Regions from separate parts of the Homo sapiens genome. Here region 2 is linked to region 1. Evidence: chromatin contacts called from ENCODE Hi-C or POLR2A ChIA-PET data. All regions are on one chromosome and are shown on one strand. The core of a region is the stretch at or near the end of the contact, and the rest is flanking DNA. Distances in the headings are between cores, read along the strand shown.

Evidence for each region. Hi-C counts contacts between places; a loop is a spot of excess contacts on that map. ChIA-PET counts read pairs that join two places held with the same protein, here RNA polymerase II (POLR2A). Pooled maps may share reads with other maps.
Region 2: a loop to region 1 is called in a pooled map, with 3 times the contacts of the local background. The contact joins the enhancer-like site here to the promoter of EP300 in region 1. A Hi-C loop is called at or near these places in 1 of 168 maps with a recorded cell type or tissue (dorsolateral prefrontal cortex) and 6 of 50 pooled maps. POLR2A ChIA-PET finds 5 or more read pairs at or near these places in 1 of 52 experiments (WTC11).

The regions. Positions count from the first base shown.
Region 1 is chr22:41,090,716-41,097,935 of GRCh38, reverse strand. It overlaps EP300 (EP300 lysine acetyltransferase), which reads right to left and starts at 5,344. Exons shown (of 31, transcript NM_001429.4): 1 at 4,838-5,344. The coding sequence starts at 4,931. MIR1281 (microRNA 1281) reads right to left here and starts at 5,423; the gene lies at 5,370-5,423. RefSeq lists an enhancer at 4,654-4,893 and silencers at 5,004-5,103, 5,284-6,053, 6,154-6,443.
Region 2 is chr22:41,519,382-41,526,257 of GRCh38, reverse strand. ACO2 (aconitase 2) reads right to left here. Exons shown (of 18, transcript NM_001098.3): 9 at 5,982-6,087; 10 at 3,271-3,428; 11 at 2,980-3,053; 12 at 2,317-2,428; 13 at 1,290-1,412; 14 at 910-1,065. It overlaps POLR3H (RNA polymerase III subunit H), which reads left to right. Exons shown (of 6, transcript NM_001018050.4): 6 at 1-459. Among named protein-coding and RNA genes, the nearest start is that of POLR3H, 22 kb to the left of the region's middle. RefSeq lists enhancers at 944-1,113, 1,124-1,173. Within about 2 kb of position 1,262, at least 30 of the 41 ENCODE cell types and tissues checked have a DNase peak (open chromatin) inside an H3K27ac peak, as active enhancers do; they include dorsolateral prefrontal cortex, where a contact is called at or near this core.

The DNA.
Region 1 (7,220 bases), core at 4,095-6,594:
GTTCACAAGGTCAGGAGATCGAGACCATCATGGCCAACATGGTGAAACCCCGTCTCTACTAAAAATACAAAAAATTAGCTGGGCATGGTGGCAGGCGCCTGTAGTCCCAGCTACAAAGCGAGACTCTGCCTCAAAAAAAAAAGAAAAATTTTAGACTTGGTATAATTGGTTTCATTTGCCCATTAATTTTACTGCTTGCCTCACTTAAAAAAATATTCAACTTTAGAAATCTTCAAAGAAGGAAACCCTAAAATCTGGACAAACATAAAACTAGCATCTTTTACTTTTCCATTAATTGCTGGGTATATGAATTGGCAGAATAACTCTCAAATTGTTTTTGTAAATATACCAGGAAAAAGTATTTTACACTCCCACTTGTATCTGCAACACTCTTCCTACTCTTTTTCTCTTTCCTATTTACCACTTAATGTCCCTACAAATACCACTTTGCATTAATTTTCAACTGTTTCCATTTTTTTGTTTTTATTAAATAAAGAAGAGAGAGAAAAGCAAAGAAAAACACAAAATAATGCCAAAAGGCCACCAAGGCAGAAACCCTTTCCTCCCTCCTCCCTATTATCCATTCACTGGACATGCCAATACAATTCCAACCTCTGCTATAGAAGATGAACTCCTGCTGGAATAAGACCCCCATATTGTAACGCATTCAAGATTTACAACTTAAAAGTCACTTTATCTCACTATCAACCAGAGACAACCTTCTTGAAGTCCTATAAATGAACTTACAAGGCCTTGAGAATAATTGCCAGAAAAACTTAAAGCACTTTAGTAAAATGTTTTGCAATTTAATACTGAGGAGAGAAATGCCTCACTAAATCAGGAGCTATATCTGCAAGACTCCAGAAGCAAACTCTTATGTAAACATTCAAGCCAAAATAAAATAAAACATAGCATATCACAAGTTACAGAGCTGGAAAATAAATGGTCTTGATCAAAATGTTTTGGTTAGGATGACGAACCACTAACACAATGGCATTTTAAGAAAATAGAGCTGACAGCCGGGCATGGTGGCTCACGCCTGTATTCCCAGCACTTTGGGAGGCTGAGGCGGGTGGATCACCTGAGGTCAGGAGTTCGAGACCAGCCTGGCCAAAATGGTGAAATACTGTCTCCACTAAAAAATACAAAACTTAGCTGGGCATGGTTGTGGACACCTGCAATCCCAGCTACTGAGGAGGGTGAAGCAGAGAATCGCTTGAACCTGGGAGGTTGAGATTGCAGTGAGCCAAGATCGAGCTACTGCACTCCAGCCTGGGCAACGAGAGCAAACCTCTGTCTCAAAAAAAAAAAAAAAAAAAAAAAGTAGAGCTGACATTTTAAAAAGCCTTACCACTTCTCCACTGTGTACATTAATCTACTGGTCAAAAAGCAGGTATACTTTACACACTATCTGCCCTGTGTCTTTGAAATGGGGGAAAAACTCAAAAAACAAAAAAGCACAAAACCCAGGGCCACAAAACTGTACCAAGACCAGAAGGATCTTTACCCTACTTAATTATATGCCAGATCCTAAAATCCTATCTTTCCAGGTGCTTTTTAAGTGCATACGGCATTAAGCGTTTACCAAGCAGTGACAAAACGTGTTCACTGAGTAATGAAGACAACAGATGACCCTCATCATTTCCATCACTCAAGATGATCAGAAACAGCTCCAAAAGATATTTCCAGGATTTGCCTAACATTAACTTTTCCAGTCTTTTGGTCATTTTTACAAAAAAAGTTTACAAGTGGCTTTCATAATCTTTTTTTTTTGGAGGGAGAGGGAGAACAAAATGTCATTTCTCAAATGATTTGTTTTACCCTAACCATACCAAATGAAATAAAAATTTCAATGGATCAAATGCAAATACTGAAACAGGAACATAAAGGTGTGAAGGCTACAAATAAGTCTTCTCTTCCCCATCCCAACACGTAAAAGTTGAGTTTAACCTAAGTTATTTGAATCAACCTGGAAATTTTTTAGGAGAATATCTGAGTATTAAACAGCAATTCAGAGGTTGAGATTTAAGTAATAATTTGATTTGTAACACTTTAGCATGTCATCCCATTGGATTCCAGTTTTCTTTCCTTTAAAGCTGACATTAGAACGCTCTTGGTGGATATATTTACATCACGAAATTTGCAAGCCTAAATCACTTTTTTTAAAAAAGTTTTAGGTGCTAGAATTTCGGGCTTATTTCAACCAGTTCTAGACAAAAACCATAATATCAAGAAATAATTTTCTTTCACATTTATAAAATACCCAAGTGACAACTCAAAAATCAAAAGTTACAAGTTTGAAACTTAAAAGTTTTAAGAGGTGATGTGCCTCCAATAAAAGTTACCTGCAAACATATTACAAACTGCAGAATGTCAAAAAAAAAAAATTCAAGATATAATGGTACCTCTGGCCGGGCGGCTCATACCTGTAACCCCAGCACTTCGGGAGGCCAAGGTGGGTGGATCACTTGAGGGCAGGAGATCGAGACCAGCCTGACCAATATGGTGAAATCCTGTCTCAACTAAAAATACAAAAATCAGCCAGGCGTGGTGGTCTGCGCCTGTAGTCCTAGCTACTAGGGAGGCTGAGACAGAACTGCTTTAACCCAGGAGGCAGAGGTTGTAGTGAGATCGCACCACTGCACTCCAGCCTGGGTGACAGAATGAGACTCCATCTCAAAAAAAAAAAAAAAAAAAAAAAAATTACAATGGTACCCAACTTGAAGTAAGTTAACAGAGGGACAGTATTTTCTTTATACTCACTTCTCCCCTCCCCCAAACCCAGACTGGTTACAATTAAAAACCGTACACCAAAGAATTCCTGGAGTAGAATCTTGATTTGGGGAGGGGGGTAAAGTTAACCCTCATTACAAAATTTAGAAAAGTAACTAAGATAAACTCTTAGCATTATGAGTGAATGAATTAATCTCAATGTTGAGTTTTTTTTTAAACTATAAAAGCCCACTTAACACATTTAAAACTCTTGTAATTATTCAAAGATATTTCAAGTAGCAAAACAGACCGACATGGAGAAAGTAGTAGCACACCTGAACAGAAGTATTTAAACAATACAGCTCCAAGACGAAACTGCTCAAATCAGGACTACTCAAAGTACACAAAAAAGTTTCCCCTACGTTCCAAGTCACTGGCTAACTCCAATGTAAAATCGACTACCACGTTACACCAAAACTAAAAAGCAAAAACTACCACATTACACAAATACGAAAGAAACACCACAAAAATCTACAGGTGATTAAGTCTCTAAAGATGATCTAAAAAATGTTTCTGAATGGCACTTTAGTAGGTGCAAAGGAATACAACGACGTTTGTGTATGTGTATGAATTCTGAAGGAAAAAACCAGCTAAAAAAATCCCTGGAGACTACAGTACCTTCATAGAATAGGTACAGATCAAAGTTCATGCATAATCAATGTTACAAGCCTTAGGTAGAGGAACTCGCAAGATTCCTACTTCTCAATTTTTGCAGGTTAACTTAAATTCATTTCACATCTTTCTTATAAAAGCAACGAATTCAAAGCATTAGCTCTGTCTTCCCATTTTCACCCTCTGAAATGAAGCCTATTTAGAAACATGCTCTCGAAGTTCTCTACAAACTCAAAGGGTACATTTAACTCCATTATGCACTCTCACTGGCAGATGGAGGGATGACGCTGAGCCTGCTCTCAGGGAGTTAAAGAGATGCTCCGTAGTAAAGGGGAACATCTTGTGGACTGTCAGATGGCCAGCCATTCTTCATCTTCATTATCCCAGCAAAGAAAAGGTCCTTACCCATCAGGATAACACCATTAAACTAACTGTAAGAAAAGAATGAAGGGATGATGGAAGAAGTCTCCCTGAACTTCTCCTGACAAAGGAGCTAGTCCACAACTGAATGAACTGGTCGTAAAGCTTTTAAACGAAAATCTTGATCTCCAAGTATGTTTAAAAGTGTAAAAAGACAAAGACACACACAAACACCAAACCTAATGCACATTTTAAACTTTTGTACAATCAGTTCACGTTTGTAGTTCATGATTGGAACTCTTTCAACTTCTAACCTTGATTTCCAGGTACGTAACTCCACAAAATTGTTTATCTTATTTCCCCTAAAATGAGAAAGTGACTGCAAACTGCAAAGAACATGCCCCTGTTCTCCCAACCTAAAAACCCAGAGTTTCAGACATTTTGGTCTCACACCAAAGAACTGGGAGATGTGAAATGAACTGCGCTCCATATTGATTCTTAAAGCAAATAAGAAGAAAAAGGAAAAAAAAGCTAAGAATGGTAGGTAAGATAAAAGAATTGTTAAACTTCACCTCTAACCTGAAATCTTGGACCTCGCACACACAAAATCAAGATTTTTTTACACCCTATTCCTCAACAGAAAATATTCTGCAAAGGAGAGAAAATTTCGAAGAGTGGAAAGTAGAGGAAACACAGTAAGTACAGTAAAGAGAAAGGATTCGAAATTCATTTGCCAAGAACAAAAAAAATGAAACTTAAATTGCATAGGAGCTCTTACACACAAATGCATTGGCATTTCCCAAATTAAATTGCATGAGAGCAACAATACAGGCCATTTCTATATAGCACCCACTTACGAGCTCTAATTCCAGAACACACACCGATATGACATAGTGTTGCAATCAATGTATTAGGAGGCAAAGAAAATGGTTGGGCTACTGGACGTCTTCGACCAGCTCATTCAAATACCTTTAAAATTAATTAAGGGGCAGGGAACTAGAGAGAGAGGAAGAAAAAAAAAATGGAAGAATAAAGGCGCACCGAGTAGAAAAGATTAAAGGGAACGTGGAAGGCCGGGGCTGCCGAAACTAACCTGTGCCATCGCTGGCGGACGCCGAGAGGGCCGGAGATGAGAGTTTAGGCCGCTTGGCTGAAGGCGGCCCCGGTTCCACCACATTCTCGGCCATTTTTAATTCTTTCGGAGATACAAGCGAGGAAAACCAGAATCCTCAGGAAATCTCTTCTTCGGCCCGGGGTCCCCGCGCCGCACCCAGGGGTGGGCTGGGGGGCTCCGACGGCACCCGAGGGGGTGGGGGAAGTTCCTTTTTCTCTTCGCCGGGTCGCAGTGGCTGGAGAGGGATGCGGACTCGATAGAAAAGGTAAGGGCAAGTGCGAGGGGCCGGGCCTGGGCCCAAGCCCGGAGGAGGGCACAAGAGCACAAATTCGCCGAGCGCGTCCGCTGCGGCGAATTCCCGAGAACTCGCGGCTCTAGAGGCGCAGTCCCCGGCCCGCCACGGCCGGCCCCTGCCCAGCCGAGGTCTCTCGGAGCTCCGCCGCCGCCATCAACCTCTTCCTCCTCGGCGCTGTCCTCCTCCTTCTCATCGCCACAAGGAGGCGGGGGCGAAAAGGGGGGAGAGGAGGAGGCGACAAGAGACACTCACCTCCTCCCGGTGCCCCCTCCCGGGCCTGCGCCCCCACCCTCCGAACCCTCCTCCTGCCGCCGCGCTCCGCGCCGCCGCCGCCGCACCGGCCCCTAATGGCCGCAGAGAACTCGCCCGAGCCGAGAGCCAGGCTGGCGCCGCCGCCTCACATCGCGCGGCGGCCGGCGGAGGCGCGGCAAGGACGCCGGGAGCGGAGCTGGCCGGACCAGAGGGCCGAGGGGGCCGGGCCGAGCAGCGCCGCCCGCACGCCCGCGCCGACGCGGAGCCCACCGAGGAGGCCCCGCTCCGGCGGCGGCGCAGGCGGCCCCTCCTCGCGCCGCGCTCCCCTCCTTCGCCTTCCTTTCCCGCGGAAAATAAATAAATACGGCCGCTGCTACGGCCCCCACCGCCGGCGGCCAGGTGCTGGGAGCGCCCGCCCCCCGGGGCTCCGTTCGGGGCCGCCCGCGGCGGCGGGAGAAGACGCCGCGGGGCGCGGGGTTATGTAATGGTCCCCCCTAGGCGTCGACGCCGGCCCGGCTGCTGGACCGCGGTGGGGGTGTGTGCGGACGGGAGGGGGCTGGGGGTCGCCTCAGCCCGTGCGCCCCGGGCCCCCTGCCACTGTCTCGGCCCCTGCCGCCTCTCTCCGACCCGACTCCCCTCCGCACTCTCTGGCTCCCGCAGTTAGCACTCAGCCCGGCGTCCTGCTTGCCCACTCTCGCCCGCTCTCTCTCGCCCTCTCTCCCCCCCAGCCTAGCACACAAACAAGATGGCGGCTGTTGTTTCTTCCCTCTGCCGAATCCTCCTTACAGGCTAGCGGTAGCGGCGGCGGCCGGAAATGAGCCAAGGGGGGGTGGAAAAGGGGAGTGGCCGGGCCTCCGGAGGGGGGCGGGGCCTAGGCCCGAGCCGCTCACACAATGGGGGAAGTGGAGCCGGGGGCGGGGCCTGTCCCAATCACGGGATCCGCCCTAGGCCCCAACGCGGTTAGCGCTTCCGCAAACTCCCCCGGCGTCACCCTGTGGCTCCCTTTAAAGGGGAGGATTTTAAGAGTGGGGAGGATTTTAAGGGGGGAGGGGCGGGGGCGGACTCAGAATCTATTTTCAGTCGGTGGATAGTTACGAGGGAAGGTTCCTGCCTTTGGTCTCTGCGTAAGGGACCAGTGGGAACCGGGACGACGGAACCCCGGAGCTGCTCCGAGGAAGGCGCCAAGTCGCCACTCAGGTGGCCAAATGGGAGCGCCCGTAGGGCGGCCCTGCTCTTCGGCCCTTGGGTGGCGGGTCCCCCAAAACCCCGGTCGAATTCACCAGGCAGGGTGTACCCACTGCCGGCTGTTCCGGGCCAGATACCCAGTGCGTCCTCACTTCTCCATTGCCCTCCCAAAGGGAGCAGTTCACATCCAAAAAGCACGTTGATTACGAGTTGTTTTCATTTTCTCTGAATTTTCCTTTTCCTTTTTATGTATTATTTATTTATTTATTTTACAACGAGCATTATTACTCTGACCAGAAAACAAAATCACAGCAGTGGAAAGATGTTTCGGCACCAGACCCAAATTCATTTCTTGCCCTCCACGTGTGTCCATACGCCCTTACCAGGTAGCACTCTCACCGCAGAAGCCTTCAAGTATTTTCCTAAACATGGCTGGGACCTGAAGACATTTCTAGGGTTTGTCTTTTTTTTTTTTCTCGTCCGCTCCCAATAGAACAAGTTAGTAAAAGACCACGTCTAGCCATTGCCTTATCTAATGTAATTATGGGAAAAACAAAAATGTGGTAAAGGTAATGTAAGGATGGAAAAAAGCAAAAATGTAATGGTGAGAGGAAATGCTGGAATATAAAG
Region 2 (6,876 bases), core at 13-2,512, 430 kb before region 1:
GGTGGTAAGTAGAGAGGACAGAGGTCAGGGCATGGCCCTGGAGGGGTGGATGACAAGCCCTCCAGAGGCAGGCAGCAGGCCCCGGGGCCCAGGAGGGGTGACAGAGGGGTGAGAGGCAGGCAAGTCTTCAGACACGTGTTCTGTGGTCCTGGTGCTTCCACCCTAAGGCCACATGGGCTCAGGCCAGGCCTTCATCCCCTCAAAGGCCTCTGGCTGCTCAGTCTCCCTTATGGGGCAGAGGCCGCCCAAAGTTGGGACAGGTCAATGTTCGCTCACCCTTCAGGCCTCAGCTGCAAGATCAGCCACAGACCTCATGCTGGACACAGGAGCCCAGGACATGCCTGGGTCCTGGCTGATGACTGATTAGTCTCTTCTGTCACAGGGGTGCCTGGAGACCCCTTAATAAGCAGCATAAATAAATATCTGACACAGATTGGAGGCCTCTGGCCACACCAAAAAGGCTTGTTTTTGGTCGGTGCCAAACACAAGCCATCCCATATCCACGGGTGCCCAACTGTGGGGGCAGGAGTTGTCCATGGCTTCCAGAGCCTGTGTGGACGTGCCAGGTGTGGAGCCTGCTGTGCAATCACACACACTGTCCCAGCCCAGCCTGAGCTGTACTCACCTGCCCACACCCACTGGAGGTGGCTCTGATCAGCTGCTGCTGGATGGCTGAGGGCCCCAGACGGAGGCTGGCCAGATCTAGCTCTGCCCAGTTCGGGGCCACAGAGAAGGGGGACGCTGGACTGCGTTGCGATACCCTCTCTGCTCTGCAGCCAAACCTCCCTTCCATCTCCCACCTGCGTCTTGACTGTGCTCACTTCCTCCAGGTTCATGGCCCTTCCCGATGCTCAGGGGACGGGGGGCCCTGGCAGGGTGGGGCTGTCCTGCCGTCCCCATGCTGCTGACCTTGATGAGGATCTGCAGGTCCTCCAGGTCCTTGCCATCCCACTTGTCAAAAGGCTCCAGGAGCTGCAGGCGCTGGCTGGTGGGGCTCACGTCCACATGCTGCCCGCTGCTGTCCTTGGGTGGGTGCTGGTAGGTGTCCTGCCCTGGGTCAAACTCCTGCAGCAGGGAATGGGGATGCGTGGGGTGCTGAGTCCTCAGTTCCCACAAGGACAGACTCTCAGAAGGCAAGTTTCCTCGGGCCCCACCTCCCCTCCCAGGGAACAGAGCTGCTTCCTTCTCACTAGCAGCGCCCTCCCTGCCTGCACAGGAGGTGCTGTGAGGTTGAGAAGGAAGTGACGTGGCCACACAGCAACCAGCAAGCAGGGGGCGTGGGCGCTCACCCCTTTGGGAAGCTCATCTGCATCCGGAGCCTCCAGCCTGAACTTCTTGCCATCCGTGCCCGTCAGGTAGTCGGTCTCTGGGTTGAACTTGAGGGTTCCCGCAATGGCCAGGGCTGTGACAATCTGAAATGGAGGTGGCCAGTTTGTTGGTCAGCACCAATTGCCACTCCTGTCTCCTGCACCTACCAAAAGCCTAGGCCAAAACTGAGAAAGGAACCCAGGAAATTTCCATGTTCTTCCCAGACCCCTGTGTTCCTCAGAGGCCAGAGCTGCAGGACGATCTTTGGGACCACGGGGCCTTGGGCCTGCAGAGGACTCAGGAAGCCAAGGGCAGTGCGGCCTCTCCCATCCCTGCAGGGCCGGGCCGGCAGTGCTGTTCTCTCTCCTCACAGCTATCCTGGAGGGAGTGGGGGCCCTGGCGCAGAAATGCTGGTATGATGCAAACCTGCTCAGTGCGCAGGACACTAAAAACATGGAAGGAGCCATTCCTTCACCCATTTAGCAAGACATATTTGTAGAACACGCAGATAAACAACCAAGTCAAGAGAGCCTGGCCATGTGCCAGTCACGGCCAGGGCTGAATACCGCCAAGGGCAAGGCTCACTCTGGCCACGGGAACAATGGCAAAGGCCTCGCTTTTGTGGAACTCCTACCTGGGGTTGGAAACTGCATGTGTCCCACGCACTTTCCCAGGTAATCCCGAGGATTACGGGGACACAGAGAAGGTAAGTGACTTGGCCACACTCATACAGCGAGTTAGAGGCAGGGCTGGGATGTGTCCTAGGCAGTGAGTGAGATTCCAAATTCCATGCTCATAAGCACAAACCACTGTATAAATATCTCATAATCCCATGACCCAGGGAGCCCCAGGCAGGAAGCACCAAGCATGCGCCTGAGGCTGGGAAGGCCTGTAGCTCCTGGCTACCACTTGGATGACCCCAGTCCCCATCTCCTTCTGCCTCCTCCTCTGACCCGCCAGGGACCCCCAGAGGCCATCCCAGGCTTGTGCGCAGCTGGGCAGTCTCACCTCTGGGGACGTGACAAAGGCATGGGTCTCGGGGTTTGCGTCGTTGCGGCCCGTGAAGTTCCTGTTGTAGGAGGTGACGATTGTGTTCTTCTCCCCCTTCTTGATGTCCTTCCTGCCAGGTCAGAGGGATCAGGGTTAGGGATATCTGGCCTTGTCACCTGGCCTGTCCCGAGGACAGATAAGCTGGGTTCCTGTGGCGCAGCCCAGCCTAGCTCCTACCGAGGGAAAATGAAGAGGCCCTGCCAGGGTTGCCTCCTCCTGGGGCCACGCGCAGAGCAGAAGGGAACCTCAGGATCACTGGGCCCAGCCTGCAACCACACGTAAGCCAGAGGCAAGGCCTTGGTCAAGGCCTGAGTTTCCTGACCTGGGGCACTGCCTCCTCCCAAACGGCTCCTGCTGTGTCCGTCAGGGTGAGGCCGCGCTGGCTTCCTCCTGCCAGCCCAGGCTTCAGCCAAGTTGCCCCCCAGTGCCTCTGCAGGGCCCTTCCTCACCCAGCCCCTCTTCCCAGGCATGTCTGCCAGAGGCTTCTAATGGGCAAGAGTCCCTGGAGCTAGAGACCTTGGCTGGAGTCTCTTCTCTCCACCCCAATAATTCCCCCTCCAACTTCTGGGGCTCTGTACCCTGTGCACAAGGGGCTGTCTTGTCAAAAGATACGCCTCTTACCTGTCCCACTGGCCAATGCAGGGGCCACAAGCATTGGCCAGGACAATGCCACCCAGATCCCTCAAGATCTGTGCCTGCCAGGGAGAGAGGAAGACAGAATGTCAAGGGTGGGTGAGAGTCTGATGGGAAGGGGTGATGTGGTGGCTGCAGGACGAAGTGCTGTACTGGAACCCCAGGGCAGCCACTGGGACCTGCCCCAGCCCCGGCCCAACAGGCCTCTGGGCTTGTGCCGCCTGGAGGCATTACTCAGCATGGGGTGGGGGAGATGGGCAGGGGGATATGGGCACTCACATAGCCGTCCCGCTCAATGGTGGCGCGGATCTGCTCGGAACCTGGAGTGATGGTGAACTGGGACTTGCACTTGAGGCCATGGGCCAGTGCCTGCTTGGCCACAGCTGCTGAGCGCCCCATATCTTCATAGCTTGAATTGGTGCAGCTACCAATTAGACCTGGTGCATTGTGGGTGGTGGGGTTAAGGGTCAGGAGGAGACAGTGAGCAGAGGTCTCCACCTGACTTCAAATTATCCAGACTTGGCCAAAAGAGTTCACCATCTGGGCTGGGCCAGAGACTTTTTTAACAGAGACCAGTTGCAAGCAACCGAAATATCCAACAATAAAGGACAGGCTAACTCATGACGTGGCGTCATTTGAAGAAAGATGCTGTAGCCATTGGCCATGATGCTGAACACATTAGGACTATGACCCCTTTTACAGCAATATCATGTACACGTGTAGGCACGTCAGAGGGCTCATACGAACAGCCATCCTTGATGGGCTGGGGCTGACAGGAGATGCTAATTTTCTTCTTTTATACTTTCTAGTATTTTCTGGGTTTTAAAGATTGTTTTATAATCAGGGCAATAAGAGTTCTTTTTAAAAAGTCTATAAAACCTGAATAACATCGCACTTTCTGTCTAGACAGTCTCTTTTTGTTGTTGTTGAGATGGGGTCTTGCTCTGTCGCCCAGGCTGGAGTGCAAGGGCACAGTCGAGGCTTGCTCACTGCAGTCTCTAACTCCTGGGGCTCAAGCAACTCCTCCTGCCTCAACTTCCTGAGTAGCTGGGACCCACAGGTGAGTACCACCACACCTGGCTAATTCAATAAATTGTTTTTGTAGAGACAAAGTCTCACCATGTTGCCCAGGCTGCTCTTGAACTCCTGGGATCAAATGATCCTCCTGCCTCAGCCTCTCAAAGTGTTGGGACTGGCCAGGCGCGGTGGCTCACACCTGTAATCCCACAACTTTGAGAGGCCGAGGCAGGCAGATCACTTGAGGTCAGGAGTTCCAGACTAGCCTGGCTAACACAGTGAAACCCCCATCTCTACTAAAAATACAAAAATTAGCCAGGCATGGTGGCGGGCGCCTGTAGTCCCAGCTACTCGGGAGGCTGAGGCAGAACTGCTTGAACCTGGGAGGCGGAGGCTGCAGTGAGCCGAGATTGTGCCACTGCACTCCAGCCTGGGTGACAGAGCAAGACTCTGTCTCAAAAAAAAAAAAAAGGGTTGGGATTACTGGCAAAAGCCCATATAACCAGCCAAGATAGTTTCTTTTATTAATTTAGTAATTTACTTTCTAATTATTAAACCACCAAATATTTTTTTTCTTAAAATTACTTCAATGAATAAGGGCGAACACATTATATTGCCCTTATTTTCGGCCAGACGGTATAGAAATCTCTTTTCACATATTGTCACTTCTCCAGACAACTTTATTTTTTATTTATTTTTCTCATTGGTGATAGCAGCAGTAGGCCCAACACCACCTTCAAAGGTGTCAGTACGATCATGACTCCTGTTTTACAGATGGGGAACCCACACATAGACAGTGAAGTAGTTTGCTCAGGGTCACTCAGCTGTTAGTGGCTGTTAGGTGGCAGAGCCAGGATTCAAGCCCAGGCCATCTGGCTCCAGGCTCCATGCTCTTCACAGCCACACTGTACCCAGCAGCAGCAGATGCCAGTGACTGGCATGCCAGGGCGTCTGCATGTGTAAAGCATGAAAAGTCACATAAAGCAGCATGGGTGATATAAAATGTAAAACGGGAAAATCTATGCACACAATACACAGAAACACAGCACACCTCTCCAAGAGCTCTAAGAGCTTGCTCCTGGCTGGGGGTTGAGATTAGGAGTTTTAAAAATTCTTCTTGATTGTGAATATTCTCTACAATAAACATATTTTTCTTTTCTGCCAAGAAAAAGTAATTTTTCTTTTCTTTCTTTTTTTTTTTTTTTTTTTTTTTTGGAGGCAGGCTCTGTTGCTTGAGTCTGCAGTTTTGAGTCTGCCTTTGTTGCCCAGGCTGGAATGCAGTGGTACCATCTCGGCTCACTGTAGCCTTGACCTCCAGGACTCAAGTGATCCTCCCACCTTAGCCTCCTGAGTAGCTAGGACTATAGGCATGCGCCTCCACACCTGGCCAATTTTTTTTTTTTTTTCTGAGACGGAGCCTCGCTCTGTCACCCAGGCTGGAGTGCAGTGACACAATCTCGGTTCATTGCAACCTCCGCCTCCTGGGTTCAAGCGATTCTCCTGCCTCAGCCTCCCAAGTAGCTGGGGCTACAGGTGCCTGCCACCACCCCTGGCTAATTTTTTGTATTTTTAGTAGAGATGGGGTTTCACCGTGTTAGCCAGGATGGTCTCGATCTCCTGACCTCATGATCCACCCATCTCGGCCTCCCAAAGTGCTGGGATTACAGGTGTGAGCCACTGCCCCTGGCCAATTTTTGCATTTTCTTTTAAGAGACGGGGTTTTTCCATGTTGCCCAGGCTGGTCTTGAACCCCTAGACTCAAGTAATCCACCTGCATTGGCCTCCTGAAATGCTGGGATTTCAAGCATGAGCCACCACTTCTGGCCGAAAAAGTAATTTTTCAATAATAAACCCATTTCAGAAACTGCCCACCTTAGAAAGTGCCACACAGTAGGCATAGGTGATTGTCTACAGCCCTGGGCAGAGCCACTGGCCCTGAGACCTGCTAAACAGATGGGGTGGAAGGTGCTCACCCACTCGGATGTCCAGAGGCCATCCTTCCTTCTCTGCCACCTTGCCCACTTCTGCCACAGGGTGAGCCAGGTCAGGGGTGAAGGGCCCATTGATGTGTGGCTTCAGCTGAAGAAACAAACATGCAAGGAGAAGAAAGAGAGGAGGGAAGAAACCTTGAAGCGGGGACAGCCTCTTTCACTGCCTCACCACGTCCCCACAGAGAGGCCAACGACTTTCTCTTGACTGAAACCTCATCACAGGGAAGAACTGAGCAGTTGGCTCTGCACACACCCGCTCCCGGGCTCCCTCCAGCCCTGCAAGGCTGGGCTCAGCTCTGCAGATGAAGGAACTGAAGCTCAGAAGTGACATGCTGTGCTTGAAGTCACATAGCTAGGAGACAGCAGAGGCATGGAATGGATCAAGGCTGTCAGCTTCCTAAGTTCATTATCTCCCATTCGATGTTGCTTTTGGAATCTTTTTTTTTTTTTTGAGATGGAGTCTCGCTCTGCTGCCCAGGCTGGAGTGCAGTGGCACGATCTTGGCTCACGGCAGCCTCCGCCTCTCGGGTTCACACCATTCTTCTGCCTCAGCCTCCCGAGTAGCTGGGACTACAGGCGCCCGCCACCACGTCTGGCTAATTTTTTTGTATTTTTTTAGTAGAGACGGGGTTTCATCACATTAGCCAGGATGGTCTCAATCTCCTGACCTCATGATCTGCCCGCCTCGGCCTCCCAAAGTGCTGGGATTACAGGTGTCAGCCACCATGCCCGGCCGCTTTTGGAATCATGACAAAAATGGACTTAAGGCCAGACGCTTTACATATCATAATCATCAGTAAATGCGAGGCACTCAGCTATGTGCGCAGCATGCAGTAAACCTCCGTCAGTGTTAGTTACATGAATTCATTCAATCCTC